Regions from separate parts of the Mus musculus genome. Here regions 2, 3 and 4 are each linked to region 1. Evidence: chromatin loops called from intact Hi-C (ENCODE). Cell type or tissue: left cerebral cortex. All regions are shown on one strand.

Region 1 (8,000 bases):
GGGTACTTACAAGGACTTATTTCTCAAGTGTATTTTTAATATATTCTTTGTAAATAATGTTTTTTTCTATGTTTCAAGAACATGAGCACTCCAGGCTGCTGTGCCCAGGGACCCACCCTCCAGACTTTCTAACGGGACCATAGCTCACCTGCGCCAAGGAGAGGCCCATTTTCCCTGCCTTCCACACTCCTCATCCAAAGACACCTTCTCCTCCAGAGCTCGGGGCCCGCTGGCCAGCAAGGGCACTGGTACCCTGTCCCCACCAGACCCCAGCAAGGGCACTAGTACCTTGTCCCCTCCAGACCCCAGCAAGGGCACTGGTACCCTGTCCCCACCAGACCCCAGCAAGGGCACTGGTACCCTGTCCCCACCAGACCCCAGCAAGGGCACTGGTACCCTGTCCCCACCAGAGCCCAGCAAGGGCACTGGTACCCTGTCCCCTCCAGAGCCCAGCAAGGGCACTGGTACCCTGTCCCCACCAGACCCCAGCAAGGGCACTGGTACCCTGTCCCCTCCAGAGCCCAGCAAGGGCACTGGTACCCTGTCCCCACCAGAGCCCAGCAAGGGCACTGGTACCCTGTCCCCACCAGAGCCCAGCAAGGGCACTGGTACCCTGTCCCCACCAGAGCCCAGCAAGGGCACTGGTACCCTGTCCCTACCAGAGCCCAGCATAAAGGGACATCCAGGCAATTCTCACCCACCAGGCTTCTTACTCCTTACAATAGTTAGAAATCCCCCACATAGTCAGTCAGCTAACCCTCAAGTCAAGGAGCGGTAGAATGGAGATGGGTATGGTCCTAGAGTCTAAATAATTCCCTTCAATTAAAACAGTCTCCTCTACCATTCAGATATCCTTGATGATGGGCTAGGGGAAGACACCCCTACCCCCGGAGTGCCCACCCATACCCTACCCTACCCCTGCTCCCCAGTCTAACCCAGGGATAGGTTGTACCTTGGCCATGAAGCCTTCAGGCACAGTTTTCAGTGATCCACATACAGCAGCCAACTCTGGGAAAGCAAAAGTCACTCTCCCATATTGGGGGGCAGGGGGGAGAGACAGAGAATCGGGGAGCTAGGCTCACCATCACTCTAGAAATCTGCCTAGTATTCTGCCCTTCCTACAACACCCTCTGCCCACCCAAGCCCCACTTCTATTAATTTCTAGTTATATGTATATGATGTGTCTTTGTGATTGGATGTGCAGGGTCAGACCCCTAAAGCTGGACTGTCACCTGATAAGGGTGCTGAGAACTGAACTATGGTCATCTGCAAGAGCAGTATTCACTCATAATTACTAAGTCATCTCTCCAGCCCTAGGTCTCCATCCTAACAGCCCAGCTCACATATCAGCTACTAATCACAGTAGAACTCAGAAACAGGAACTATCACATGCCTGCTCATACCTAAGGGAGTGAAGGAGCCCCATGACAGGGAGCTAAGAGGTTGCTACTAGAAAGCAGAATCCAAGGCAGCCACTGCCTCCCATGGTGTCTTTCTTGTAAAGCTCTTTATGTCTACCAGCGATCTCAAAGCTTCCAGAGCCTATTTAACAGAAAAATACACCAAAAAGCTTAGCAGAAAAGGAATCTTTAAAAAACTGTTTGTGGGGCTAGAGAGATAATTCAGTCAGCAAAATGCTTGCACTGTAGTCATGAGGACCTGAGTTCAGATCCCCGGCACCCACATAAGAAGCTGGGCATAGCAGCAGGCACCTAAAATCCCAGCACCGGGGAGGCAGAAACAGGCCGAGCCCTGGAGCTCCCGGGCCGGCTGGCCTACCTCAATCAGTGAGCTCAGCTTCAGTGAGAGACCCTACCTGTCTAGGCCGAGAAGGACTGAGGAAGACCTCCATATAGGAATACACGTAAAACTCTCAAGCTATGTGGGCCTGGGAGATGTGTCCCAACGAGACCTGCCAGGTCACACAGCCCAGGAGGAACAATCTCATTCCTTACAGCTTGTCAAGTTCTAGGCTCTGATGTAGGAGCAGGCCCTCAAGGAGCCAGCACTGCTCTTCCGCTGGGAAGTTCATGGCACACATCTCAGCCACCAAGGCTGCCCTGTTGCATCCTGGGCTGCGTTGGGGTTTCCATTTTACATCACTGGAACAGAATAGGAACTGACCCTCCCACTCCTGGGTACCCTACCTTCCTGCCCACTTTCCTGTCACTGGGCAACCTCTGAAGGCACCTGTACACAGATAATTCCAGTGCCTCCTCCTCACAGAGGTCAAAGAAACTGAAAGCCTAACAGGAAGCTTCCTTAGATCACTAGGCAGCAATCCCTGCCTCAGAGCTGGAGGACTCTTCAGGGCTCTTCCAGCCCCATTCTGTACCCAGGGCCTGTCACTGTTGGAGTGCAGCAAGAGGTCTACGTGATCTGGTAACTATTTCAGAGGAGCTAGAAAGGACCTATGACATCGTATGCTGCCATGTTAGCAATGCAGCCGGAAGGACGGAAGGAGGAAGAAAGGCAGAGGGAGCCTCATGCAGATCACGTGGCTCTCCAAGTCCTTTCTTAGAAAAGTTGGCCCTATGCCCCCGCCACCACTCTGGTATAACCCAAGGCAGGTGACTTAACTCCTGTGGTAAGATCTTGGCTGTGTCCTCAAGTGGGACTTCTATGCACCACAGTGCATGGTGCAGGAACCCTACAGCCCTGGGACTCAGTGGATCAAAACCCAAGTCCTATTTCCATGTGTAACCTGGTCACTGCTCCATTTAAACAGGCCTGCCTCCTGTTTAAACCTGGGGCAAGGAAGGCTAGGGTGGCTGTGGAGAGGGCACTAGGAAACACATGCCATAATCCTGGTGATCCTTAGCACCTCTGGGCTTCTATCACAGGCAACCTATCTCTATCACCTTGCCAGGAAGAAAGGGCAGAGAGCTGACTCAAGGAAACTGCCAGGAACCTGGTCTCCCAAATCCTCCTAGGCTTCTGAATAACCGTTCTCCAACAGTGCTTAAAGAAATGCTGTGGCGAGCACAGCCAAGCCCACAGCAGGCCACTTGGTCCCAGAGACAGACAGACAGACACACACCCATACACACACATTCTCATTCACATATTCTCTCCTCCCTCTCTCTCTCTCTCTCTCTCTCTCTCTCTCTCTCTCTCTCTCCCTCTCCCTCTCCCTCTCCCACTCCCTCTCCCTCTCCCTCTCCCTCTCCCTCTCCCTCTCCCTCTCCCTCTCCCTCTCCCTCTCCCTCTCCCTCTCCCTCTCCCTCTCCCTCTCTTGGTTTAGAAAAATGGATAGACTACAACCATGCTCACCAGGTGACAGGAACACTTACCTCCCAACCTGGACTGAGGCACTGGTGCCCCCTGGTGGAACTGAGTAGCTAAGCATGTAGCCTAGAACAAAGCAAGCATTGTAGGCTCCAAGAAACAGCCAAGGAAAACCACAGAAAAGAAAGTAGAAAGAGCCAAACCCTAGGAAGACGTGGAGTGGGAGGGTGGGGGGAATCAAGAGGTGGCCACCGATGGAAGGTGCTCTACAGACTAAGGCTGCAGAAGTCACCACCCCACAGGTGGTGGCCTACCTGCTCTCAAACTCATCATGGACACCACAGACCACGGAACTCATCAACATTTATTGTGGCAATTGCACAAACAAATGGGCAGTCATTATCCAGTTCAGCAGCAGTCTCACAGATGCCATTAGTGATTCCACGCTATAAATAATTTAGGAGAAGCAAGCAGATGTGGTAATGCACCCGTGGCCGGTGGGCAGAGTGGCACCAGAAGATGGGGTTCCTCCTTGACCCCCAGCACCTTGGCCCACCAGAGGCTGGGTACCCAGGCAAGGGATGTTTCAAGGCACATACAATTTCCTAACCCGTAGCAGCTCCAGGGTCCGCCCTGAGACCTGATTTACATCTGGACCAGCCACACAGATGCATCACCTGCTGCAACCCCTGTAGACTAGTGTAGTCACTTTCATTACTAAGCAGGCTCCAGCCCACCCAGAGCCGGGGCTGCACTCACAGTCCCTACCCTTTACATTCTGAGAATGAGAGTGTAGAGAAACCAACCCCAATGTAGTGATGATGTCTGGGAAGCACCATGGGGGTGTTCTGTCTGGTGTCTGTTCTGCGGGGACACTGGGAAAAGGAAGGAGATAAACAAGAGAAAGGGGGCTGCTAGCAAATAAGATTCAAGGCACTAAAGGAGTGGAGGGGTGGGTGAACCTCAGAAAGAGCCAGCCAGAAGTGGAGGGCCCTAGGAGTGAAAAGTGGCTGGGAGGTAACCCTGGTCCTCCACTCCAGCCCGGGGCTCCAGGGTGACCTCTAGGACGTCCAACCATACAATTTGAGGCCTGGGTTTCCCTTGGCATCCCCAGCTCTCTCACCATACCACTGCTGCTATGGTCTCTGCCAGCACGTAGGACACGCTTGCCTGACATTGGCACGGCAGCTAAAATATGGCTTTCAGGAATCAAAGTCCACTTTTCGTAACTGTTCCTTCCTACGACCCGACCGTGGTAAATAAGGTAGAGCATCCTTTAGTGGACAGACAGAACTCTGTCATCACTTGGCATGTGATTCCACATCAAACATACCAAGCTCCAAGGGACAGCCTGGATGAGCAGGGTCCGAGACCCAGGGTCACCCTGCATCAAGATTATTCTACATTGGTTCAGCTGTCAGGGATCAAGCGCAGGTAGCTATGCAAAGACATGAACACACCCGTTCATGCAGACACCAGAGAGCCCTGGGCTCCCAGCAGGCCACTCAGGATGTGCTGAGCAGTCCCTGGCAGAAGGAGCTCCCAGAAGGACTCATGCTGCACTCTTCAGGGCCTTTCAGGAGGCCTATGTGCTTCCAACTCGAGGCTCGGGGCTTCTGTGTGTCCCAGCGTTTCAGGGCGCATCACCACCACGTCCAGTGTTAACCTCAAATCTCAGCAAATGGAGGCCAAAGGCTGTGGTGCAGGTAGAAGGAAGAAGGTGGACACAGACCAGGACTAATACCTAGGCCAGGCAGGCCCTGGAGGGTGGAAGCCATAGGAAGGGGTTGTCCCAGGAGGGTATGGAGGTTGAGGGGGCACAGGAGGCTGGGGCTGTCCTGGGAAGCCCGGGAGCTGAGGTTGTGTTGGGTAGGGAGGTTTGTTTCCTGACGGGAGGTAGGGGGACTGCTGAGGATAACCAGGACCAGGGGTTCGGCCCCCCACTAAGGGGTACCCTGGACCAGAGGTACTAGTTGGAGCCGTAGGATAGCCAGGCTGGGGCGGGCCACTCCTCTGTGGAGACCAAGAGTAACCCACCATGGCCCTGGGTCCTGGATGAGGTGATGGGTAAGGACCCAGAGGCCCACCATAGGAGGAAGGCTGGGCCACCACAGGGAAGGGGGCTGGCTGCAGGGCTCCCTGGGCTGTCGGGCCCACAGGCAAGCCTGGGGATGGGCTGTAGGGCAAAGGGTAGGGAGTCACTACAGAGGGCTGTGGAGGCTGTTCTTCAGTCTCAGGCGGTGTCGCCTGGGGTACTGGGCGTGGGGGTGGCGGGCGCTTTGGAGGGACATCTCCAGCCAGCTCCGGCAAAGCTCGAGGCCGCCTCACCACGTCCTGGAGCTTCTCTACGCGGACTCGACGCAGGTGCAGCAGTGTCCTCATGGAGGAAAAGGACTCTAAGAACGTTTCCAACGGCACCTCACCTTCCAGGAATTTCTCAGCCATGGCCTACAGGACACAAGAACTGTTGACAACAGAGGCCTTCCGCAGCCTTCCCTGGCCCCCATTCAGAGTGGCTCCCTCACCAAAATGCCAGCTCCTTAACAGCAGGACCATGTCTTCCACGGTCACACTGTCCCCTACCCAGCACCGTGCTAGGTCCTTGGTGGTCACACAAGTCTGGTTCTGGACCTATGCTAGTGACTAGTATGCCGGCCCCTGCGCTGCACCCAAAACACAAAGATGTCTCTGCCCACTGACATAAAAGGCACATCCAGAGGGAGGAGACAGCAGAGAGAGCCCAGGAGAGGGCCTAGCTCTGTAACACCACCTATCCAGATGTGTGAGCTCCCTGGGCCTCCTGTCGGTCACTCATTCCTGATTCAACTGGGGTCCTGATGTGGTAAAGCCCCCTTAACCATGATTTCAGATACTAGAGATCCTCTGATGGTCCAAAAACACTGCATGGAAATTTCCAGAAATAATCTGTAAGTTTTAAGTAACTTTCGTTATAAGATACTGTTATAACTGGCCTATTATTACTTCCTGTTCACGTATGTGTATGTTTGCATGTATGAACACACATGAGTAAGGGTGAACACGCACACGTATACATGTGGAGTGGAGAGGCCACCGTCAGGTATCATTGCTCAGGCACTGTTCACCTTCTTTCCTGAGACAGAGTCTATTCCAAGCTCACCAATTCATCTAGACTGCCTGCAGAAACCCCAGGGGTCTGCCTGTGACTCCCGCCCACCCAGCACTGGAAAGGCGAGCATGCACAGCTTTGCCTGGATTTTTACATGGGTGTGGGGGTCAAAGCCAGGTCGGCATGCTTGTGTAGCAAGCACCCTGTCCCCTGGACTACCTCCCCAGCCTGTGGTTGCTGTTGTCAAGCTCTCACTGAGCCTGCTTTACACACTATATATTATCATAAGCATGTGTACAGGAAAACAGACTGTTGACACAGAAGAGAGTGCTGGCTGCTTTCAAGTGTTTACCGGGGCCTTAGAACGTGTTCCTATCCTGTCCTGCCATCAGTGTGTCTACCAGCACCCCAGTGCCATCTACTCAAGCCGCACTCCAAACCCTTCTGCTCTATGGTTCTTGGTCTCACCTGAGACCTGACTCCGAGGCCCACCACCGTTCAAGGGATTAGGATGCCACTCCCCACCTCACCTCAGACTCCTCCTCGATCTTCATGCCTTCGATCTGCAGAAGGTCCAACAAGGTCCCAGGCTGCAGTGCCGAGGAAAATTTCTCTGGAAGGAAGGGCAGAGAGGTCGACATTTCAAAAGCACTGCTTTAATTAAAGCTGAGGACCCTGATTTCAGGGAAGACATGTGACATGCCCTTTGTGTGCTTGGGCCTAGCCACTATAGATAGAGTCCCTGCTGCTGGTTCTGTGAGCACTCAGGACTCAGCCACAACAGGCCCCAGTGGAGAGAGAGTCCCTGCAGCTGGTTCTGTGGGGTCCTTTTGGTTCATGTAGGCGTTCACCATCTTGGTGAAGAGGAGCTGAGGGACAAGCTCAGGTCTTGGCCAAGCAGCTGCCAAGGGCACAGCCATCCAGGAAGCCTTCCTACCTCACAGGGCCTAGGTCAGCTCTGCAAGGCTCGGGGCTAAGTTGGCAGAGGCAGTGAAACATACTGACTGCCTAGATTCAAATCCCATTCCAGGGCTAGAGAGATGCTCAGCTCTTAAAGGCTATGCTTGCAAATCCCAACTCCATCTCACTCTGGTGGGATGACCTCAGGCAAGCCCTCGGCCGGCTCCAGCCTTGTTTTCCTCATCTATAAAAATAGTAAGTTCAGGACATTTTTAATACTATGAAAATTATCACCAGGGTATACAATAAATATAAATACTCAAACATTTAGACTAACTACAGTACCTACACTTTTGCTTATTTGCTTATTATCATGTAAAAACATGCAAAGCACAGTGGCTACAATGGCTGCTGGCCCTCTCCGATTCTGGGTATCTAAGCATCCTTAGTATTCCAGCTGCCTCCCTCGTCCTCCTTTGAACAGAAGTATCAATCAGCAGGGGAGATGGCCAGAGTGCTTGTCTGTGGTCGGCTGTCCCTACCCAGCTTGGCTTTCTGCTCCTGGCACCGCTCCACAAGCTTCCGCAGCTCCTGGTATTTGTCTGAGAGGTTAGAGCGGCTGATTTCCAGGGGACCTTGGAACTCCAGGTTCTGCTCTGCCAGGCTCCGGTTCGTGGCCAGTGCCATCTCTCGTTCTAACTGCAGGTCCTGAACCTAAGGAAAGCAGGACAACTGACAATGAGCTTAACTGTAACTGGTCAGCCTCCAGCAGGGGGTGCTCCTG
Region 2 (8,000 bases), 120 kb before region 1:
ATAGGCAAAAAGACAAAGAAGTTATGGAAGACGGTAGAAAAGTATTTTTCTCATACAGCCCAGGACCACCTTTCCAGGGAATGGTGCTACCCACAGTGGGCTGGGCCCTGCTCCATCAATTCACAATCAAGACAGTCTCCTACAGACTTGGAGACCGCAATCTGATCTAGGCAATTCATCAATTGAGAATCCCTTCTCAGGGACTCTAGGCAGTGTCACATAAACATTTAAGCTAAGATAAGACAGTCCCCTGTCAAGGACACTCCTTATGACCAGAAGACCTCTGTATCAGCTTCTTTTATTATTGCTGTTGACAAAACACCCAATAAAAGCAACTTACAGAAGGGGTTGTTTTGGTTTGTGATTTGAGGGTACTGTCTACACTCTACCATGACAAGAAGACAAGGTGACAGGAAAGTGACAGCTGGTTACTGCTGGTTACTTTCTGTCTGCAGTCAAGAAGCAGACAGAAGCAAGCTGGTGCTCAGCTCCTTTTTCCTTTTATTTATTTATTTATTTATTTATTTATATTATTATTCAGTTCTAGACACTAGCCTAAGGAATAGTATTGATGCCCATTCGGAGTGGGCCTTTCCTGCTCAGTTAAACCTTTCTGGAAACACCCTCCCAACCACGCCCAGAGGTCTGTTATCATGGTGATTCTTACCTCTGTCTGCCTCAAGCTCCACCTCTTAAAGTTGACACTGCCTTTCAACAGCTCCAGGAGCTGGGTGGATCCAGGGGGATATTCAACAGCACAGAAGATTGTTGTGATCTTTGAAAATGCCTCCAGGGACAACATTCCAGGAGGCAGAAGTCATTCTCCCGTAGCTAAGTGGACAGAGTAGATAAATATCTGCAGAATGATGCCTATAAACTTCTGCTGTTTGAAATCAAGTCTGTGGTCATTTGTCATAGAAACCTAGGTCATTGGTTCTCAGCCTTCCTAATGCTGCTACCCTTTAATACAGCTCTTCATGTTATGGTGACCTCCAACCATAAAATTATTTTTGTTGCTAGTTCACAACCGTAATTTTGTTACCGTTATAAGTTGTAATGTGAATATCTGTGTTTTCCTATGTGGTATAAGGAGACAGACCCCTGTAAAAGGGTCATTCAGCCTCCAGAGAAGTCGTGACCCAGGGGGTGAGAACCACTGATCTAGGGGATGGCTGTGGAAGGCTTAGGGCATCACTAGGTGTGGCCTCACCATTGGAGTTGTGATCTAAGGTTCAAATGCCCAGATGGGAAGTTACAGGGAACCATGGGCATGGGTGATGGTGACTCCATGTGCAGACTTAGTGCAAAACACAGCTGTGTCCTCAATGGGTATAAGAGGAAATGTATTATTTCCTTCTTCTGTGAGTGTGTGTATTATGGATGCCTGTAGGCATGTATAGGGGGACATATTGGGGGATAATGTTCATGCACATAGAGGTTTAAGGTTGGTGTTGGGAGGCATTTTCCATGGTTCTTATTCACTGAGGCAGGGTCTCTCAATCAAACCCAGAGCTCACCAATATGGCTCCTCTTAGTAGCCAGATTGCTCTGAGGTCTTATGAGTCTGCCTGCTAAAGCTGAAATTACAAGCAGGCTGCCACCACCAACTGACATTTATAGTGGGTTCTGGGGATCCAAACTCTGATTGCTCATACTTGCAAAACATAGCATGCATTCTCTGTCTCTGTCTCTATCTCTGTCTGTCTGTCTGTCTGTCTGTCTCTCTCTCTTTCTCTCTCTCTCTCTGTGTGTGTGTGTGTGTGTGTGTGTGTGTGTTTTGAGACAGGGTTTCTCTGTGTATCCCTGGTTGTTCTAGAACTCACTCTTCTGTAGACCAGGCTGGTTTCAAACTCAGAGATATGCCTGCTTCTGCCTCCAGAGTGCTGGGATTAAAGGCGTGCACCACTAACGCCTGGTCAAGATAGTTTATTCTTAAACTGAATTTTATTGACCACGGTAGGGAATATGGATTCAAGTCACCTCAAATAACAAGTTTCAACTGGGAAACAGTTCTATGAAAATGTTTATAGTTACAGAACAAAAAAAAGTCATAAATTAAAGCATTTTCTAAGTACATTGGTGATGACATTGCCCCTAATTTCCCAGCGTTCACTGTGTTGTGGCTACGAGGCTTTGATTATCACAGAGTCATAAATACGGGAATCTCAAAAAAAAAAAAAATCCCAGTAGCCATTGGATTAAACATTCCTACACAGAGTGAGAAAACAGGGGTGACAGCTGGGTTTACTTGATGTCCTCAGGGAAATAGTGTTATTCATTTAGGAAGCCACATCCCAGAGCCCAGGGAGGCCTCTGGGTGGGTGAAACGCTCCCAGAATCCTCAGAAACCACATACAAGTGGGTATGGGACCATGCTGCCTTATTTCCAGAGCTGGGGAAGCAGAGACAGGAACCTCGGGGCTTGTTGGTCAGTCAGGCTCGCAGAATTGGTGAGCTCTGGGTTTAGTGAGAGATCTTTAGTCTAGGAAAATAAGGTGGAGAGAGATTGGGGAAGACACCTGATATTGACCTTACTTCTTAGATAGACAGACAGACAGACAACAGACAGACACACCCACAGAGAGAGGCATAGGGCGGGAGGGAGAAGGAGATAGAGAAAGAGGGGGGGCAAACATATTCAACTACACACAGTAATTGCAGGTCATGGGCACACATCTTTACATACATTCCATGTAGCAAAATGGGAAGAAGCTTGTCGTAGTTAGGGTTTCTACTGCTGTGATGAAACCCTGACCAAAATCAGCTTGGGGAGGAAATGGTTTATTTGGCTCATATATTCTGAGTCACAGTCCATGGAGGGAAGCCAAGGCAGGCACTTAAGACAAGTAGGAGCCTGGCAACAGGAGCTGGTGCAAAGGCCATGAAGGAGTACTGCTTGCTGACTTGCTCAGCCTGCTTTCTTATAGAACCCAGCACCATCAGCCCAGGGCGTGGCACCACCCATAACTGGCAGGTTTCCCTACTTCACTAATTAAGAAGATGGCCTACAAGCTTGCCTACAGCCTAATCTTATGGAATCTTTATCAGCTGAGGCTCCCTCCCCTCAGATGGCTGTAGCTTCTATTGAATTGACATAAAAGTACTAAGCACTTCAGAATGCTGTGCTCAGTGGCTACATCTAGGCAAGCTCCTGACTCTCTCTCTGTTCTGGAACTTTTCCATTGAACTGTCTGGATTTGTTTTTCTTTTTAAAGAATGTCATGTTTGGGGACTGAAGACATTGAGAGGGTTAGGAGTGCTCGTTGCTCTTGCAAAAGACTGGAATTCAGTTCCCAGCACCCATGCAGGAGACTCACGGCTTCCTGTAACTCTAGCTAGCTTTAGGGCATCCAAAGCCTTCTTCAGGCCTTCAAGGGCACCTGCACCCATGAGCTTCTCTTCTCTTCTCTTTCTCTCTCTCTCTCTCTCTCTCTCTCTCTCTCTCTCTCTCTCTCCCTCTCTCTCTCTCCCTTTCCCTCTCCTTCCCTCCCTCTCCTCCCCTCTCACACACACAAATAATAAAATAAGATAAATCTTCAAGAAAAGAATGCTAAATTTACTTGGACCCATAACTGTTCACACTGAAGAAACTGTCAGGCAGTGTTTTGAATGGGAAAATAGCAAGCCTGTCACATCAAGGGAAACAACTGGTGGTCGTTGTTGCTACTGATGGAACTGGAGCTTTTAAGTGAAAACTCTGAGTTTTAGAAAACCCTGCCACCATGATATAGACAGATTCCCAGCAATTGAAGTTCCTGGACGGGGTCAGAGATATAGTGACTTTGATTTCCTGATATTGTGCAATAAAGTGCATTGATATTTGATAGAGGTAAATAATTCTTAATTTGGCGAACCAGTCTGTTCCAGATGACCCATGCATGTTAGTACAAAACTGTAAGTGGGGAAAGACATATTTAAAGCACAGGATGGGTGACTGGGTTTCAATGTTAGTCTCTGTGAAGCTATGATGGTGTTAAATTCCACATCATGATTCACCTTCAGCAACCCTGTCTTAAATATGCATGTAAGTATGTATGTATGTATATGTATATATGCATACACACACACACACACACACATATATACATACACACACACATGGAATGGGGTGTGCACATGCCATGACACAATGCACGGAGTTGGACTACTTCTGTGGGCTTTAAAACCCATTCCTTTGTCATTTTGCTGGGCCAAGTTCATGGAGAGATAGTGAAAATGCCTGCATTACTCAAGTACAGAGAGCCACTGGTGTCCCTTGAAAATCAAGAGCCAAAGGTCTTGGTTCTAAGAGTTAAAAATAAACAATGACCTCACTGACTTGAGCATCCAACTGGACACATCCTCTAGCTTCCTGCTCTGAGCTTCACGCCCACGAAGCATGAGTGGCTTGGTCCTTCTAGCCACAATAACACTCACCCTCTGCTGTCCTGCCTTGAGGTACCCAGTTCCTGTACCAGGAGCACCTACCCCTGTACCTCCCTCTGCCACTGAAACCAGCCCTTTCTTTCTATTCCGTCTTTTTCTTTTGTCTTTGGGGAAGAATCCCTTTCCACTCTGGTTTTGGAGCCACTAATTTTTTTTTTTTTTTTTTTTTTTTTTTTTAGTGCGTGTCTGTGTGGGTGAATGTGTGGAGGTCAGACGTCAGAGGGAGATTTGCAGAAGTCAGTTTCCTCCTTCTACCATGTGACATGGGTCCGTGGGTCCCAAGGATTGAACTCAGTCCATCACACTTGGCACCAAGCACCTTTACCCACGGAGCCATCTCACTCTTGAGAATGTATGCTTCTTGAAAGCAGGGAAGTTGTTTCATCTCTTTTCTTCCCTTGGAGTGACACTCCCAAGCCTCCAGAGATGAGTGGAGTGGAATCTGGAAGCCCGACAAAACTGCCTATGCCCCGGGGCCCTTTGTGTTGCCAGACACTCTTCACTAGAGGGCGCCCTCAGCCGGTACCAGGACAGAGTCCTGTCCCTCTCTCCCTCTGAGATGGGCGGGGTCTCACTGTGGGAGGAGCCTGATTCACTATGGCTTCCCAATTTGCCACATCAGATATCCCCCTCAGCTGGTGGGACACTCCTACTAGTGGGAGAAATCCTCTCCATTACACAAGTGGAGAAATGAAAACAAGCTAGAATGGAGGAAGTGGAGTACCAAAAAATGTTGTATGAGGCATGGCTGGAATCTGGAACCAGTCTCTTTCTAGACTCTAGGGTTCTGCTTAGAGACAAATTATCCATTCCCACATTCTCTCAACAAAACCTATTTAACACCTACTATGTGTTACGAGGGGGGGCTCATTGGTGAGCTAAATGCACAGTCTACTTTCTAGCCTGGTTCAGCACGCCTAGGCAGCCTGGTCCTTCCCGCTCTAGCCCTTTCCTCCCGAATCTTTTCCTTCCCCAGCAGCCTCCCTGCACAGCCATCTGCTGAAACTCCGCTTGCCCTCTTGCCCAGGACACAAACAGCGAGCAGTCCTCAAAGATGGGATCCAGATTCTTTGGCACCTCTGTGCAACTCCCACCTGGGTTGGGGCACGTGGAGGTGGGGGGGAGTCCTTCTCTGAGACCCCCTATTCTTTGGGGTTTCCTTTGGAAAAGCTTAGGCCCTTGCTACGTGCACCCCAGGACTGGGGAAATGGTTCAGTAGTTTGCCAAAGAAGCATGAGAAGCAGAGCTCAGACTGTCAGGACCTACACAAAAGCCCTGCAGGTATGGCAGCCTCCTGAGATCCCAGCACTTAGGAGGCAGAGATGGGGACCTCCAGCGTAAGCTGGCGAGCTAAACTTGTGGAATCAGGAGCTCTAGATACAGTGAGAGACCCAACCTCGATAAATAACAGAGAACAATTGAATTGAAGAAGACTACTCTGACATCAGCTTCAAACTTACATACACACACACACAGACACACACACACACGCACAAATATACACACACATAGATACACACATTCATACATGTGCATATACACTACGCATACCATATGCTCACACACACACTTGCACACACATGCACACACATGCACATACTTTCTCTCACAAACATACACACACATGAATGAACACACACACACACATATTCACACACATACATATATACACATACACGCACACACACTACACACGGCACACCTGACATACCCCTCGATACACACACGCAAAAGAAGAGTCCATCAAGACTCTGTCCTCCTGCCTCTTAGTCACCACATTCCCAAGGACAACACAAACCTTGGAATGCAACCCCATGAGAGCTGGATTCTGTGGGAGGGGCAGCAGGGGCGCATTAATTCACTCTTCTAGCACCAGTTACTAGAGCATCTCTGGGAATGAGCTGTCTCTTTGTGTCCAGGAAAGAAGGCACAGCCTCTTTGTCTTTCTTGGAAGACCCTCAGGGATGCGTTCATTGGACATGGCCTCTGTGATTCTTAGGGTTCACTTTGGTTGGTGGGCTTATGGAAGGTAGCTTGGCTCCCCCACCCCAACAGCCCTGTAACAGCACCCCTGTTACAACAGCCTGGCTTCCTGGAGACCAAAACCACAAGCAGAAGGTAGAGGCGTGAGACACTCACAGGCTGGGCCTGTGTGTAGGAGAGAGAGTGCGCAGCACACAGGGCACTGAGAACAAGAACAGAAAGGGCACCACGGGTGAGACAAGCCATCGGTGGCACAACCGTCTCCCGGAACCAGGATGGCACTTCCTATGGGCAGGCGTGAGTAGCAGTGGAGACAGCACCAGACATGTGGCTCTTCCTTGGGATCGCTGGATTGCTGACAGCAGTTCTCTCAGGTAGATCTCTTCTGTCACCTCCTACAGCTCGTGCTAGGGGACCCGGGTTCTGTCTGCTTGGCCCCTTGCTAGCTGTTTCCTCATGGCCACCTTTGTAGAGCCTTTTAACCTAAGACCATCCTGGTGTGACAACAGCTTGGGGCTTGAGGTGACGCAGGGACCCCTTAAAGGGCCGGATGATGCTCTCATCATAAAAGGCCTCCTGGGAGTGAGGTGAACGAACCTCATGCCTGACTTGGGGCCTAGGTCTGAGGAAGGAGCTCCCCACGCATCCATAGGTGCAGGAAGCACCCGCTTCTCCCACCTTCTTACCATCTCACAGGAAGGAAGGAACGACTCCTTTGAGAGGGAGGACCAGCCAGCATCAGTATTTTCCATGTTAAGTCCCAGAGTGGGGTTCACCAGGACCAGAGACAGAATCCAGGGAGACCCAGGGGACTTCACTCTTAGTGACTTCGGTTCAACCTCTTGGATGAATTTGAGACACAAATGATCAAGAAGGCTTTTGAGTTCCTGAGCTGCTAAGTGCTGAAGTAGTCTTGCATAGTCTGGACTAGGGTTCTGGAGCAAAGGCCCAAGGTCGCCAGATACTTGATAGAGTGCACAGGCCAAGCTAGCAGAAACAGGCAATACACAGAGACTCAGGAATCCCTGTACATGGCAGGCATTCACATTTCAGGGTAGGAAGATGGTATAGAAACAGACTTAGGGTCTAAGGAGTTAGGTCTGCCTTACAGAAGGGGAGCCCAGGCAGAGGGATGGGGACATAAAGCTGGTCAGAGGTTATGAGCACTCGGGGAGTTCTGAAGTGTCTTCTTTCTGTCTGGATCTTCAGGCATTTCATCCAAGTCCCCTGGTGTTAATTGGCATGTGTTTTGCCCAGTAGAGGCCTGGGCTTTTGCTGTCCTTTCTTGACCAGCTGTTTCCAAAGCACTGGCTCTCGGAGCTCAGCCTCCTTCTACTCAGGCCGACGGCAAGGCCTTCTGCTTCTTCCTATCCATCAGTGCCACCACCTCTGCCTCTCTTAAGAGGCCTGACACAAGATCAGGCTTAAGTCCTAAAGGAAAAGGTCTGCTGACCGCTAAGACCGGGGCCCCAAACAAGCCAGCTCCTTCTCTTTCCACTGCTTCCCAGTATGGATGAGGGCTGGGGCTGAGCTGAGCACGGAGCCCTTTGGGCTGAAACTGAGAGGTCCTTGGTCTGAGATGATGGGTCCAG
Region 3 (8,000 bases), 150 kb before region 1:
CCATCTCATCAGCCATCTCTGTGGCCTGCTTTGCCCTGTCTGGGATTGCTGCCCAGTTGCTGAGTGCCCTGGGGCTGGATGGTGAGTAGCGGGAATGAGAGATAGCCAGCTGTGCCTGACCTTGCTGTTAGCGGAGGGGGGGCTATCTGCGTGGGGCTAGACAGATGTTTGCTGATGTCCTCAGAGGTACAGTAAAAGGGGAGGCTAGAGATTCTTACCACCTTACAGAGGTTTACTTGTGTTGGACATTGTGCAAAGATGTACTGTCTCCTCTTTGGTTAACCACAGCCTGTGGAGGCACACACACTGTTCTCATATAACAAATGAAGCTCCATTTCCAGTAGTCTTCCGGGAGTCCCAGTCGGGAAGATTGGGATTCAAACCTGTTTCCCAGGCCTGTAAGGATGGGCTATGCCTTTGTAATTATGGCTGTTGGGTCCCTTCTGCTTCACTCTTTCTTGCCCCTCTTTGCCCTCACCACATTGCTAGATTGCTGACTCTGTCCTTTTCCCTTTCAGGTGAACAACTCACCCAGGGCTTGAAGCTCAGCCCTAGCCAAGTCCAGACCCTTCTACTGTGGGGAGCAGCAGCACTGGTCATCTACTGGTTGCTGTCCCTGCTCCTAGGCTTGGTCTTGGCCTTGCTAGGGAGGATCCTGGGGGGTCTGAAACTTGTTCTTTTTGTCGCTGGCTTTGTGGCCCTGGTGAGGTCTGTGCCCGACCCATCTACCCGGGCCTTGATGCTCTTGGCCTTGTTAACTCTCTTTGCCTTGCTGAGCCGGCTCACTGGCTCCAGGAGCTCAGGGAGCCACCTGGAAGCCAAGGTGAGAGGGCTGGAGCGCCAGATAGAAGAGCTTAGAGGGAGGCAGAGGCGAGCAGCCAAGATGCCCAGGAGCATGGAAGAAGAGTGACAAGGGCGTCCCCAAGAGACACCCTCACCGTACCAAAGAGCTGAGCTGCTTCTGGGTCTCACGGACCTCCTTGCAGCCCCCTTGCCCTTTCCTTGCCTTGTGTCCGGAACCTTCACACCTTTACCCCTGCGCTAGCCCCTGGCTGAGAGGAGAGAACCTGTCCTCTGCCGGTGCTCAGTCAAGTGATGGCTCCCTGCCCTTCTGTGCTCCCAGCCTGCCTCCCCCAGGGCAGGTTGGAGCCCTCAGCCCTGGCTTCTGCTCTCAGCCAGCACCACTGCCCGCTGATCTCCGTGATGATTAACCTGCTGCTTCCTTACACAAGGCCTGCCCAGGCTGAAGCTCCTGTTTGACCACTCCCCCCCCCCCCCCCCAGCTCTTTTCTTCCTGCTCCCAGCCACACTACCATCCCAAGTCCCTTGCGGCCCTCTCTGTCTTCCTCATTGCACTGCAATGGGCAGGGGTAGGAGATTGGAGATAAGGATGAAGGGGGAGGAAAGGGTCCCTGGAGGCCTGTGCATCTATGCTCTGTTACAAGTGCCTTAGCAGGAGTCAGCAGCACCCTCCAGGTGCCCCTTGCCACACTGAATGTGGGAAAGTGTGCTGTGGCTACTTCGTGGTCAGAGTGAGCCCCTTGCAGAATCCCCACTCCAGCAAACAAAGCAACGGCCCTGCTGGGATTGTCGAATCTCCCTTGAGGGTTTCAGGGACCTTGAAAAGGGCAGGAGGACCTGCTGTCTTGCAGTTTTACCCCTGTCCACTCTCTGCCATCCAGAAGCAAGCGTTGGTCAGTGTTGTGTCCCAGTAGCTGGGAAGGGCACGGCTTTGCCCTGATCTGTTCTGCAGGGCTAGGAGTGAGCCTGCCACTAACCCCTCTCCACCACTTGCTCACTCTTGGCCTTGGCCTTGGCCTTTAGGTCCCTGGTGGAGGGAGATGACCCATGCCAGGTCCAGCACAAGATGTGAAGATTAAATGCCTATTCTTACTGAAGGTTTGATGTGGAATCATGGCTGCAGTGATATGTTTTTATCAGCGCTTGGTGGTTTTAAAGTGCATGCTATTTTATTATCTTCTTCTGAATAAAATGTATTTACTCAAAAGTCTCTGCTGACAAACTCTCTTCCTTCTGGACTTCTAGCAGAAATCTGTTGGGAGGAAGGGAGGGCTCAGGAAGGCAGGATGTACCTGGTACCTTTCCCCCTAGGACTCTGGAGGGAGGCATGCACTCTCTTGGAAAGCTTGCAGATCTGGCAGCTCTGTTGGGACTGAAGTTGCCCCTTCCTGCAGGGTGCTTATATTGCTAGCTTGGGGAACCTGGAAAAACTGGCTTCCCTCCCAGACTCAGGAATTTACTGAATAAGGTTCTCAATGTGGCTCCAGGTGGTTCTGCTCTTTTGTGTAAGGCCCGGGCACGTTTCTGTTTCTTTTTCCTCTTTAAGTTGCCATGGAGATGCCAAATCTGGACCTCTCCCAACACTACCTGAGGGCAAGGCTAGGTGGCACTGGGAGTCAGGACTCCCTCAGAAGGGTTGACCAGCCTACACCCTTCATCCTTAGGGACTCTTTCTGGGATAGGTTTGGGCATGAGACAAGCTGCCTCCACGGATGGCCTAAGGTGGTCTGGCCTGGTTTGGCCTCTCCTTTTCTGCCCCAGCAGCTCTGTTCTCTTATGTCCCTGAATTCTAGATGCCTTCACAGGTGAGATGCCTGTGGGGAGGGTATGAGGCAGAGGAAACGGGTTTTGTTTGTTTTTCTCCTTGATCATCGGCTTCCACGAGGAATCCCAGAACGCACCTTGTGCTTCCTGGCAGAGGACATCAATCTGCTTAGTCTCCAGGGACGCTGCCTTATTCCAATCCTAGGCACCCTAGGCACGGGGCCACGCTCTGGGTTTTGGGATCCGCAGGGCACTAGGACCCGGCGGGGCGAAGGGGACAGCCCATGTGCCTGCGTTCCCTCCCACCCCACTGCTCCTGCTCCATTGTCTGGGAACTGCAGCCGCGGGCCGGCGGCGCAGGGAACTAGCTGGCCACAGCGGCTGGCGCGGAGCGGGCGCGGGAGATGTGGGGACAGATTGCAGCCACCTGAGCCGCGCGCCGGTTACCCTCCTTTGGTGGGAAGGAGTGCGCCTCGATGACTGAACGCAAGGCTGCGGCCCCTCGGGGGCCCTACGGTGCCTGGTTCTGCCTCCTGGTGGCTCTCGCCCTGGAAGTCGTGAGAGGTCAGAGGGAAGGGAGGGGTGGGGAGGGGCGACCTGGCCCTGTCCGTCCGAGGCCACGCGCCATTGATGCCCCCAAGCCACTGGACTCTAGAACTAAACCTAGAGCGATGCCCTGGAGAGGTCTAACCTTGGGAAACCGGTTCCCAGCCAACAGCCCTTTGGCTTTCTTCTCTGTGCACCACCTAGATGCTCCTAAAGTCTTTTCACTCCCATCTTCACTAGCCCGGTCCCAACTCCTCTGCGAGCCCCTCTCCAGCCGCGACATCTAACCCGGCTGCCCTGCTTCCCCGTGCACCACCTCTTCCTAACCTGCAGTTCTAGTCCCCAGAAACCCGCTGGTTAGTCACAGGAATGCAAAACAGGCTCTTTGCCTGAGACCCGAGAGATATGCCTCTGCCCCCCCCCCTCTCTCCCTTTCCCCCTCTCTCTCTCCCCCTCTCTCTCCCTGTTCCAAGGAGATCTCCAACATTGGAGTCTTCTGGGAGAGTCCCAGCCTTGCCTTTCCGAGCCCTTGTGGGTGCACCCATCACTGAGTACGAAAGGGGCAGCAGCTACCGCGTGCCTGCCATAAGCTGGGGCTGAAAGGTGGAAGATGTTATGGGAATTGGGAGATGGCGAAGTAGTCTCTACCTTTCTGCCCCCATCAAGAGGGCTGGATTCTCCGTGATGGGAGACCATGGAAGTCCGTGGGAGTCAGGCTACTGAGCATCTTGTAATTATGGAAACATTGAATTAGAAGGTGGACCGGAGCCACCCTAAGGACCAACAACAGTCACTCACTTGTTACCCTTAGGGATACTGGTGCGCGGGCGCGCGCGCGGGGGGGGGGCACTCTAGAGAAAAGCCCCGCCGTCCCAGCTCAGCTGTGGGGCTGAGAGAGCTGGTTCTGGAACTTCTTTTAGGTACCTGCTCCAAACCCTGCAGAACCAGTGGGGGTCCTAATAACCCCTCCACAGTGAGGGAAGGAAAGCTTTTTCATTTGGCTCACTAACAATCTCACTTCCAGTATGATCTACACCAAGCTTCCAAAACCCTCCCCTGCTCACCGGGTTATGAAATACTCCCACCCCTTGTACCAGTGAGGAAGGAAACCCAGGCTCCAAGATGCTGGTGACTGGCCCATCTTTCATGGAGTAGAGCTAGGGCATAAAGTCAGATCTCTCCCCTTATCCCCCAAACCTCTTCAGGGAGAGTCATGGGAATTACAGAATGAGTAAGACAGAGCCTGGGGTTCACATAATACAGGAGAGGCAGCAGAGCCAAGCCCATGGACTGCACTTGGGGTTCCAGGTACTCTGGAGAAACGGGAGGATTGTTCCCCATCTTAGAAAAGCAGTAGCAGCAAGCAGAGCCGGAACAAGGTGTCCAGCAAGGGGCTGAATGACCACAGAAGGCTTCCTCGAGGAGGCAGGGTGTACTCTTGACCCTGAAGGAGGGTGGGGGCACAGTGTGAAGGCCACATGGCATGCTGGGGTTGCCCTGGATGGAACGGCTGGGTAGCTAGGTGGTGAGATCCTGACTGGCCTCTCAGGTCCACTGCAGGTTGGAGAACCCTCATACATCATTTTTTACATCCATTAAGTGGAATTTGTAGTAATAGAATTTAATCCAAAGAATTGTGTGGGAACTGAAAGACTTACTACATGTAAAATTGAATCTGTGTGGGGTTAAGTGCTTTAAAAATTGTTACTATTTGGGGATGATAGTACAAATCAATATAGCCATAGTGGACCTTTGTGCTTTTTATGAACAAATATTCCATCTCTTCTGGTTCGTGTTCCCACCCTTAGGGAGTGCCAGTTGCTGCATGGACCTATTTGGTACCCTCCCAAGTGTCATTGCTGAACCCCAATCCCTAGCTAGGACTAGGGCTTGGTCCCCAGAATGGGTCAAGTTTGGAAATTTGATGTGGGTGTGCCATGACAGTAATTGGACTTGGAAGGGGTGACCAGCCATGTCCATGAAAGGACACGGACACAGCAAAAACAGACTCCATTTCTACAAAGCTCAACTGGGAACCATCTTTTACTGAGTAGTTCCCAATGCAGGAGGAGCTGTGTCCTCCAAATGCCCTATCTGAGGCAGGGATATGTAGGGGAGATGTTGAAAAGGCTCTGCTGGAGGGAGAGATAAGTTCTGGGTAAGATAGAAGGAATAGCTGGGAAGTTTACATCCGATCCCTGACTCTCCAACTCTGACTGCTTTTAAGAGGCTCTCAGTACCTCAGTCACCTCGTCTGTGAAATGGGATGATTCCTCTACATCTGGGAGATGGTACATTTGTAGTCCACTTTGCCCTCTCCCCCCCAGCCCCACACTGAGAATGAAGCCCACCCAGTCCAACCTCTGTGAGTTCTGTAGCTATCTGACATCTCCTTTCCTTATTCCTCTTCAGTTAGCAGTAACCATGATACCCTGGACCCCATCTACCTGCCAGTGGCCCTGGAACTCCTAGATGCCCCTGAGCATTTTCGTGTGCAGCAGGTGGGCCATTACCCACCTGCCAACTCTTCCCTGGCCTCCCGCTCTGAGACTTTCCTGCTCATGCAGCCCTGGCCCAGGGCACAGCCGCTTCTCCGGGCCTCCTACCCACCCTTTGCCACTCAGCAGGTAAGGCTAGGGCCCGGGAACTCCCAGGCAAATCAGAGTCATGGGGTTCTGGGGCTCTTCTCATTCTCCTATCTAAGTACCAGCAAGGGATTGGGCACATTAGGGTGATGTGGCCATAGACACCTTTTCCCCATTCTCTACACCGAGATTAGAAGCCTGAAATCCCACCTTCCCAGACCTGGCTATGGTGTTATCTGCCTCTCCACTCGACCCTACAGATGAGCATGTTTGCCCTTTTCCAGGTGGTCCCTCCTAGGGTCACCGAGCCCCACCGGCGGCCTGTCCCTTGGGATGTGCGGGCTGTTTCCGTGGAAGCAGCGGTGACTCCAGCAGAACCCTATGCCCGTGTCCTCTTCCACCTCAAAGGGCAGGATTGGCCACCAGGACCTGGCAGCTTGCCCTGTGCCCGACTACATGCCACACACCCTGCAGGCACTGCCCACCGAGCCTGCCGCTTCCAGGTGAGTGGGTTGTTTCTGTTGCTGCACCATGCAGGTGTGGTGCCAGGGTCTAAAGGAAAGGACCCTACCACAGTCTGAGAGTCTAGGGCATCGCCACCTGGCTCTGTTTTGGTTCCCGATTGCCCTAGGAGAGGGCTCCTTGAGGATTTCAGTCCATGATGCATGGTTTTAGGGCACATAATTCCCACCTATAGGGAACTGGAGAAGAAAGAAATGAAGCAACTGTCAGAGTCGCTGTCACAGAGTCATTTACCTTTGTGTGTGGTGACGGAACTTTTGTGGGTTCTATTTTCATTATTGTGCAGTTGAGCCCAAATACCCACTGGAAAGAGCCGTTCCTTTTCTCTCCTCTCCTCTCCTCTCTTCTCCTCTCCTCTCCTCTCCTCTCCTCTCCTCTCCTCTCCTCTCCTCTCCTCTCCTCTCCTCTCCTCTCCTTTTCTTTTTTTTCTTTTTTCTTTCTTTTTAATCTTTCATTTATTTTATATGAGTACACTGTAGCTGCCTTCAGACAAACCAGAAGAGGGCATCAGATCCCATTACAGATGGTTGTGAGCCACCATGTGACTGCTGGGAATTGAACTCAGGACCTCTGGAAGAGCAGTCAGTGCTCTTAAACTGCTGAGCCATCTCTCCAGCCCCAAGAACTGTTTCTTGATATTCTGAGCTCTAGGCAAGTCCTGGGATGTGGTAAAGATTATCCCATTTTGCTCTGAGTCTGTTCAAGAAGAGTGACCTACAGAGTAGTCTGAGACCCAGATCTGGTGGGTCCCAGGAGACATCCTTGGTTCTGCCTTCCATAGGTTTTTCTGCTAATGGGAGCAAGTCTCCTTCCCACCCTTCTCAGGGCCAACCACAGCCTTTGCTCTCTTTTGTGTTTGCAGCCATCTCTGGGTGCCTGTGTGGTGGAACTGCAATTCCCCTCTCACTGGTTCTCCCAAAGTGCCACCACAAGGGCCGAACTGGCCTACACGCTGGAGCCTGCAGGCGAGGGCCCTGGGGGCTGTGGCCTTGGCACAGAGGAGGAACCCAGGGAGCAGGCTCTCCCAGTGGGTGGTGTGGAGCTGCACCCTGAGGACCCCCCACAGTACCAGGAGGTACCTCTGGATGAAGCAGTCACTTTGCGTGCACCTGATGTGCCAATGAGGCCTGGCCAGCTCTTCACTGCCACCCTTCTGCTTCGACACAACTTCACTGCGAGCCTTCTTACTCTGCGGTGCGTACCAGGCCCCTGTGGGTGGAAGAGGTAATAGGGGCTTAAGTGGGAAGACAGTGGGTTTCTAGTTTTCCTGTGGTCTTGCTGGAGCTCTGGGTCTCCACTAACAGTGAGTTCTGCATAAAAGTCCTAAGTAGTTTATTGCAAGATACTGTGCTGGGTACAATCCAGAAGTAGAAAGACTCCCTGGGACTTTATGTCCTGGGGTAGAGGAGGCAGGAGAGGCTTGGAGCCTGAGAAGTGTAGTGTCCAGTGCTGGGTTATGCTCAAACGATGTTAAGATGGGTATGGCTTGAGTTTCTCCTGCTTGGGCGGGGGCTTTGGACAAAGCCCACTCCTTCCCATCAAAGACACCCATTCTGTTACCTTTTCTATAGGAAACTACTCCCAAGCATCCTCTGTCATACCCAGTGAAGCTGGCAAGGATGTGTAGTGTAACTTCCCCTCTACATTTGTGGGTCTCTGGGAGTCTCACCCCACATGACTCCCTACCTACCCCTCAGGCCTACTCAGTCTCTGCCATCCACTGGCTCCACAGATCTTTCAGTACAAGTCCTGTGTCTCCACACTGGAGCTGTTGCACAGAAG
Region 4 (8,000 bases), 170 kb before region 1:
ACTCAGAAATCAGCCTGCCTCTGCCTCCCAAATGCTGGGATCAAAGGTGTGTGCCACCAAAGCCCAGCAACCCTCTTTCAAGACAGGTTGTTTCATCAGATTGTCATCCCACTTTTTCAGCTTTACTCTGACCTGACCCTACTCTGGTACAGTTTCTTTCCCTCTTCCCTCCTGTGGGATGCTCCCACTCTCAGGATCAGTCACCAGGACTGAGACTTTGCTTTCTCTTTTCCAGTGCTCCTCAGTTCCCAAGTGCATCCACCTCCACTTGCAGCCTCTGCAGCTGCCCAGTCAACTCTGAAACGCTTTCAGAAACAAGTGAGCTACAGTAAAGATTTATTTATTATTATAAAAATATTTATTTTTAAAGATTTATTTATTATTATAAAAAAAGATTTTAAAAAAAGATTTATTTATTATTATAAATAAGTACACTGTAGCTGTCTTCAGACACTCCAGATGAGGGCATCAGATCTCATTACAGATGGTTGTGAGCCACCATGTGGTTGTTGGGATTTGAACTCTGGTCCTCTGGAAGAGCAGTCAGTGTTCTTAACTGCTGAGCCATCTCTCCAGCCCCCAAGATCTCATTTTTATCCTTAACTTTCAAGCCCCACGTTGTGTACCACTTGTAACTCATCTTTGCTACTTTGTGAGTTCTCCCTCTTCCTCACTTTACCTCCACTTTACCTCCTAACAGAAGATAGGAGAGAAACAAAGATAGGGAGAGAAAAATTAGAAAACTCCCTGAATCTAATTTCTTTCCTTTTGTGTCTTCTTTGGCACTACTAACAAACCACAACCAAACTCCCTAAATGACCAATAACCACTACTGCCAATCAGGAAGCTCTAGCATTTATTTTTATTTTTTATTCTCTCTCTTTCCTTTCTCTTTCTTTCTTTCTTTCTTTCTTTCTTTCTTTCTTTCTTTCTTTCTTTCTTTCAAGATTTTACTTATCTATTATATGTAAGTACACTGTAGCTGTCTTCAGACACTCCAGAAGAGGGCATTAGATCTCAATACAGATGGTTGTAAGCCACCGTGTGGTTGCTGGGATTTGAACTCAGGACCTTTGGAAGAGCAGTCAGTGTTAACTGCTGAGCCATCTCTCCAGCCTGAGCGCTAGCATTTATATACCCTCTGCAAAGTTCACAGAATTCCAAATGTCACACAATTGCAGAAACTATCTGCAGCAGGCAAAGCCATGCCTCACATCCCTACCCCTGGGATTAAGACAAAAGCACATTCTTCTAATAATTTTATGTTTTCCTTTCAAAAATAGTTTCATTCATTCTTATGAGTACACTGTAGCTGTCTGTCTTCATGCACACCAGGAGAGGGCATCAGATCCCATTACAGATGGTTGTGAGCCACCATGTGGATACTGGGAATTGAGCTCGGGACCTCTGGAAGAGCAGTCACTGCTCTTAACCACTAAGCCATCTCTCCAATTCCATCTTTTAGGGACTTGACTCAGGTAAAACTTGATCCTTTCAACACAGAAAAGAAAGTAAGGCTAGCTGGGCGGTAATAGTAGTATACACTTTTAATCCCAGCACTCCAGAAGCAGAGGCAGGCAGATCTCTCTGAGTTCAGGGATAGCCTGGTCTTCAGAGCTAGTCCCAGTACAGCTAAGGCTACACAAAGAAACTTTGTCTCAAGTCCCCTACCAGTCAAAAGAACCAGAGTTGAAGTTTATTAAAGATAAGTTGATACATATTTTTAGGAACATGATTTAACAGAGGGGGTGGGGGAGAGAGACAGAGACCAGGAAAAGAGTAAGACATAACCAAGTGTTTATATAGGATTCTGAAGAGGGAGTCACAAATAAGTGTCACACCATTAGCCCATATAAAACATCCTGGCAGCTCTCAAGTTATGCCTTAAAAGGGTTGTTAAGAATTGGTTTTTTTATCCTTTTCTCTCTTTCTGATTAGTGATATTATAGGATGGCTCCAGAAGTGACTGGGTTAGGAATATAATCTAGTAAAATATAACTATGAGCCACTAGGATTGCACCCTTTAGGGGAGGGCTAGGACAGGTCTTTCTTACTGTAAATGTAAGTTTCTAGTGAAGTTCTTAGAAACTTGTAGGTTTACAGCTGGGAAGAGAGAAACACCTAAAGTAGTTTTTGATTCTCAGTTGATGGGAGGTTTTAACAAGACTCCTAAGGGAAGTCCTCCTTTCCCTTCCAATGTTCCCATACATTTCTAATATGTGTGCCTATGTTAATTTCCCAAAAGGCACTTGCAAACTAAAACTAAGTCTAGAAAGAAACCAAAAACACCACTCCCACCCCCACCACCCCTGAGATCTTTTCCACTAAGGCACGCCTGACAACCCGGATTCAATCTCCGGGATCCACACAGCAGGAGAGAACTGACTTCCATAGGAGTATTGTATTGTGCCTGCACACCCGAACGCATGCATAGAATACATAACTACACGTAATTTTAAAATTTATGGGTTGGTGAGATGGTTCAGCGGTGAAGAGCACTAACTGCTCCTCCAGAGGTCCTGAGTTCAATTCCTAGCAACCACATGGTGGTTCACAACCCCCTGTAATGGAATCTGATGCCCTCTTCTGGTGTGTCTGAAGACAGCTACAGTGTATTCATATAAATAAACCTTTAAACAATTTTTACATCTCTGCCTACCTCATCCACAAAGCTACCTCAGTGTTCTAAGGTTTAAAACAAACAAACAAACAAAATAACCCCAGGGCACCTGGGTTGCTTTCCTTTCCCTAACAATTGTAAGCAAAGCTTTGGTGGTCACCCACACATTTTGGGTGAGGTTTTGCTCTCTTCCAGAGCATATGAGTTTCTCCAAGGCCGTACACCGTTCATGTGCCCACTAACACCTTGTGCCTTTCCCCCCTGATGTGCCATTTTTAGCGTGAAAGGTTTCTCAGCCCTCCAAGTGCTCGCCAGCGCCCCGCCTTAGGAACTGCACTTCCCGGGAGGAAACTGCCGCCCTAAATGCGTTGTAGACTCGGATCTGCACCGAATCCCGCATCGAGCACCAACTCTACCCACGCCACAGCCTCGACAGTTCTTTCTTTCCCCTTTCCTGCCAAAGGCTTCGCTTCCGTTCCAACTCCAATTTCCGGCGCCATTCTTCTCTTGGAAATATTTGGGAGGGAAAAAACACGTACAAACCATAATGGAGCGAGCAGAGCGCATGCGTCCACGATGCCTGCCAGAAAGACCTGCCAGTCTCCTCCGTCGACCGCCCCGCGCATGCGCAGACTATAAACCAACACCCCGGGAGTTGAGGCGCCGGTTTGGTGGCGCGTTTTCTAGCGAAGTCCCACGTGAAGGATAGCGGTGACCGGAGCAGGGTGAGTGAGGGCCGAGACCAGGGCTGTAGATGCAGCTTAAAGGACAGATTTGCAGGAGGTAACAGGGCGGAGCCGCAAGGCCTTGCGAGCCCTAGTGGGGAGGGGTCGAACGTGGAACGTGGGGCTTAACAAGTATGGGACCCAGATCCTCGTTGCTATGCAACCAGGGGCGTTGTTACTAGGTAACCCTGGAGGAGAGTGTTTCCCGGGATGAGTGGGTTCGAGCGCTGAGGTCTAGCCCTCCGGAGGGAGCAGCTGCCAGATTTGGGGGATGAGGCCAGTGCCGAACTGCACACCTCCCCCAGCCCCATGGTCCAGCCTCCTGCCGCCTCAGTTGGAGCCCCCCTCAGGGTATCCTGACCTCATGGGCCTCGCGACGCCACTATGGAGTGCTTGGCAGGGGATGTGCTGTTCGAAATAGCACATGCCACTGACCCTATTGCCTGGAGTCTGGGCCTTGGGAAGGGAGCGGCAAGGCTGCACACCCCCCCCCCCCCCCTTTGCAAACACCCTGCCCCACAAACAGTTGCTGGGTAGCAGCTGTCAGGGGTTTAGCGAGGGCTGCCTCCGACCTGCCAGAACGCTGACTTCATTCTCCTTAGTGGTGACTTCGCCACGTTTAGGACCTTCTATCTCAGCTGTGCTTCTCATGTGGCTGTCGTATATTTGGACTGACTATTCAAATAACCTCCTCCCCTTCCCTCCCCCCCCCCCCCCCGCCACCTCTCCATGTCTTTATGTCCTACACTTGTGGCTTCTTGGCAGGGCTTCTGATACTCATTTAGCAAGCACTTAGTCATTCTATGCTAGGTGCTGGGGATTCCAAGAAAAGTTAATGTCAAGTTAGTCTGAGAGTCACTGGGAGGCTGTGGGACAAACTTTGAACACAGTGCTTGCACAAATTATCTAACTTCTTGAAGTAACTCTTAACCCAGTTTCAACAGAACTTACATTTGAGGAGATTGAATTTCAGATAGGTTAAGTAACAGGTGTAAAGGTAGTGGCGGCTAACTTGTGATAGATCTGAACCTGTGTCCTTTGTACAGAGAGCTCTTAGGAGGCTTTGCTTAAAGTAGACTTTTCTCTGCGTTGCTGATCTTTGCAACCACTGTTTGATTATGCCTCAGGAATCCTGGGGAGCTTTAAAAACAAAACAAAAAGGCTGAGCTCCTCCCTGGGAGGGTCTGAGTGGGTTGCCTGGGTGGGGCAAACACCCTTGTTTAACAGGCTAGTCAGGCAGGTCAGATGGGCAATCCAGAGTGAGGATTGCAGATCCACAGGACTGCAGTGAGTAGTGAAGGAACCGTGGGGGCCAGCAGAGGGCACCAAGTTAGTTCTTGCCCCTGTAGTGATTTATAGCGAGAAAGGAAAAAGAAGAGGAAGGAGCACTGACTGGAGGTAGTGTGGACAGCCCCACCCCGCCCTGGCAGAGCAAACCACAGCTGAACATAGAGTGACGTCTCACCACCATAGTAAGTAAAGCAGTTCCCCAGCTGAGACTGTCCCTACTAAGCTGAATTGCAGCTGTCTGAACAGGAGTGGCCAGTCTCAGTGCTATCTCTGGCTGTCCCTTCTTACTCTCTTGGTGTGTAACCTGTAAACTCTCAGCGGGTGGGTCATCTTCCAGTATGAAGGCTTTTCTTGGGAGGTTTGGGTGTCTTCGGCTTTACGCTCGATGGTAGGTAATGGAACGGTATGTTCCCATAGGCAGAGAGCAGGTCTTACCAAGGCAGTGTGGACGTGTGGGACAAGCAAAAGGGCAAGCCTGAGCTGCTGGACTTGGGGACACGGTCCCTATTTCTGTTCTCAGCAAAATGGGGTGTCATGATAACTATAGGGCTGGTGAGATGCTCCATGGGGGGAAGGGACCTGCCACTAAGCCTAATGAACTGAGTCCGATCCCTGGGACCCACATGGTGGAAGGAGAGAACCAATTTGTTTAAGTTGGTCTTTGGCTTCCACACATGCAAACATACACACTTGTATACACACACTGTTCTTTTGTAACTAAGTGGTAAAGTGCTTGCCTACCTGTTAGCTCTGAGTTTGATTTCCAGCTACACACACACACACACACACACACACAGATTGTCATAAAAATTAAATGAAGTAGACAACACTTAGTAAATTACGAATCACTATTAAAATTTGATAACTTATACACATTTCCATGTGTGGAGTACCTCCTGTTTGAGGAAACAAAAACGTTTCAGACATGTTCCCATCTTTCAGAGGCCAACGCTGTTTGTCTTTTAATGGCCATAGCATCTTTCTGTATTAATAATATTTTGATGAGTGCTAGTATGTATGTCCTTAATTGGTAGTATTTGCTTTTATATACAAAGCCCTGGGTCCAGTTCCTAGTGCAACACACAGGTAACACACACGTGGCACATACCTGTAAACTCAATACTTGGTGGAAGAAGGAAGATCAGGAGTTGAGAGTCATCAGCAGCATGAGGAGTTCGGGCTAGCCTGGGCTACATCAGGCCCTGACTTAAAGAGCAAAACTGCAAAGTTCTTGATGAGACATGAGGAAGCATGATGATGGTGGGTCAGATTCATATTGCCTGAGCCTCACTTAAAAAAGGAAAGGAAAGGAAAGGAAAGGAAGAGGAACTGATGAAGAAAGTAGCTTGCCAGTTTTCTTCACACCCAGTGTTCTCCAGAATCCTGTGAGATTCTGGCACACTTCAGCTCACCTAGAAGAGCAGTGCTGTCCTCAAGGTGGAGGGGTTAAGTTCAAGGTTCCCTAGACTGGGGCAGGTGGCTGCTTTAAGTTGAAACTGGCCCAGAGAACAGGCTGCTGTGGGAGTTGCAGCTCATGTCACCCTGACCTTCTAGTAGGGAAGAGACGACACCTGATTCCTCCTGTTGGAGGTCCTTGGATATAGGATCCAACCCAAGATAGCAGGCCTGTTCTTTAGGGCCCCAATCATGATTGTGACCCAGATACCTTAGGAACCAACCCATGTTTTCCGCAGCTCCTACCAGTGGCAGGCAGGAACCATCTGGCTCTTGATTTGTGCCAAAGAGAAGAAGATTCTTTCAGCTTGAGGCTTTTTCACTTGAATTGTGTGTCCTGCAACTCCATTTGACCTTGGGGGGCGGGGTGTGTCAGGCAGCTGTTTCTGGTCCAGAAGCTACCCCAATGAAGTATTTTTAGAGTCTTTTTTTTTTTTGCGCCTTCTCTGCCCAAATGGTGGAACATCTTTCTATTCCCTCTCTGCTATCCAGATGACTCTAGATTTGCAGCCAATTCCCCCCAGTACTCTGGTAACCACACATACTTCAAACCCTGGCTTCTCCACCACCTTAGAGCCTCGGCTCAGCCTCGGCTCAGAAGCTCTGACTCACAGGACCTCTCTGGAGCTGCAGGTGTCCTTTTGAGGCCAAGGTAGAATGGGATTTACTAGAGTCCTTTGACGTTTCTCAGCAGAGTGGCAAAGAAGAAGTGGGCCTGCAAACATTCTTCTTACCTACTCCTTACCTGCTTCAATAGGTTGGTGCTTGCTGACTCCTCACTCACGTGTGGCATCATGTTGTGGATGAGATCAGAGCACAGAGCACAAGGTGCTTGGGCAAGTTTTCGCCATAATTCCCAGAGATGGTTGGTGAATGCCAAGTGTGTTCGAGCTTATGGATAATCTGTTATGTGACTTTATAAGTAACTTCTAAACTTGAACACAGTTCAGCAAAGAGGTTGTGGACCAAGAAGGAGTGCTCAGTAGATCTATCTGAACTCATAGCTTGATTTTCCCACACACTGCCTATCTTTCCTTGATTTCATCATTGGGATGACGGTGCCTACTCAATGATAAGTATCTGTCAGACTGAGAAAAGTAGTGCATGCAAGACCAGTGTCTTGCTTTTTATTCCTGATAATCTTTCGTTAAGGGCTGGCTGTTCCTGAACCCTTTGCTTATTTTGGCAATACGAAGTTGAAGTCATTCTGCATCAGTGGTGTGATAGATCGTGGTGTGATACCAGCAGTTTGCTTGCGCACACACACACACACCAGCAGCTGGTTTTCATCTACCCTTCCTTGCTCGGATCTCATATATCTCTTATAATTTAATGCATGGGAACGTTGCCTTTGTCAAAATCATCAGCATTTTGCATGGCTTCCTGCATCATCTCCAGAGGATAAAGGGGGAAAGCAGCCCTTTCAAATATACCGTCCATGTCAATATTTCCATTTTTAAGAAAGCCCTGTAGATAGCTAAAGGATTGGAGAGAGAGAGAGAGAGTAGTTGCCAGGGGAACCAGTCATGTCAACTCTTTTGTTGGTACCTCTCAGGAGAACAGGTGACTACTGATTGAGTTGATTCCAATGGCTAGAGATTTTGTTGATCACACTTATATAATATAATGAAACTTCTAGGAAAATACAGATAAGACCAGATTTAGAGAGCTTCCAGATCGCTAACATATGTTGGAGACCTTCCGAGGGTGATGTACCTAGGTAGGGCATGGTAGCTCTGCACTCCTTCTTCCAGACCTTGTGCTACCATCTTTACAGCTGGTGTTCATCAGTATCCTTTAAGTATTTGTGCTTATCCAGTGAACCTAAGCGCTTCTCTGAACCCTTGACTCTCTTCAGCCAGTTAATTGAACCTGACAGAGAGGTCGAGGAACCTTGACTTAGAGTCAGA

The links. Hi-C counts contacts between places; a loop is a spot of excess contacts. Peaks named below come from ENCODE experiments on the same cell type or tissue, not always from the same donor. Only the 100,000 strongest peaks of a DNase experiment are listed, where the experiment ranks them.
Region 2: a loop joins it to region 1, with 4 times the contacts of the local background. A loop is called at or near these places in 22 of 42 quality-filtered maps.
Region 3: it touches region 1 in a loop (4-fold over the local background); 13 of 42 quality-filtered maps call a loop at or near these places.
Region 4: a loop joins it to region 1, with 5 times the contacts of the local background. A loop is called at or near these places in 15 of 42 quality-filtered maps.

Annotation. Positions count from the first base shown.
Region 1 is chr19:10,710,200-10,718,199 of GRCm38, reverse strand. It overlaps Vps37c (vacuolar protein sorting 37C), which reads right to left. Exons shown (of 5, transcript NM_181403.3): 3 at 7,759-7,930; 4 at 6,847-6,929; 5 at 3,572-5,676. The coding sequence ends at 4,966. Cd5 (CD5 antigen) reads left to right here. Exons shown (of 11, transcript NM_007650.3): 11 at 1-57. Among named protein-coding and RNA genes, the nearest start is that of Cd5, 25 kb to the left of the region's middle. In left cerebral cortex, a CTCF peak has its summit at 3,334 (motif pointing left); DNase peaks (open chromatin) are centred at 2,393, 3,323 and 7,990; H3K27ac peaks cover 2,022 bases.
Region 2 is chr19:10,828,590-10,836,589 of GRCm38, reverse strand. Cd6 (CD6 antigen) reads left to right here and starts at 6,532. Exons shown (of 13, transcript NM_009852.3): 1 at 6,532-6,782. The coding sequence starts at 6,734. In left cerebral cortex, a CTCF peak has its summit at 4,933 (motif pointing right); a DNase peak (open chromatin) is centred at 4,939.
Region 3 is chr19:10,864,668-10,872,667 of GRCm38, reverse strand. Tmem132a (transmembrane protein 132A) reads left to right here and starts at 2,889. Exons shown (of 11, transcript NM_133804.2): 1 at 2,889-3,129; 2 at 5,524-5,738; 3 at 5,981-6,199; 4 at 7,081-7,412. The coding sequence starts at 3,042. It overlaps Tmem109 (transmembrane protein 109), which reads left to right. Exons shown (of 4, transcript NM_134142.1): 3 at 1-81; 4 at 519-2,008. The coding sequence ends at 910. In left cerebral cortex, no CTCF peak of the experiment used is centred here; DNase peaks (open chromatin) are centred at 2,867, 3,370, 3,798 and 4,173; H3K4me3 peaks cover 3,487 bases; H3K27ac peaks cover 2,955 bases.
Region 4 is chr19:10,876,997-10,884,996 of GRCm38, reverse strand. Tmem109 (transmembrane protein 109) reads left to right here and starts at 3,254. Exons shown (of 4, transcript NM_134142.1): 1 at 3,254-3,345. In left cerebral cortex, CTCF peaks have their summits at 2,931 and 4,638 (motif pointing right); DNase peaks (open chromatin) are centred at 4,096, 4,702, 6,369, 6,589 and 1 more place; H3K4me3 peaks cover 2,327 bases; H3K27ac peaks cover 2,723 bases.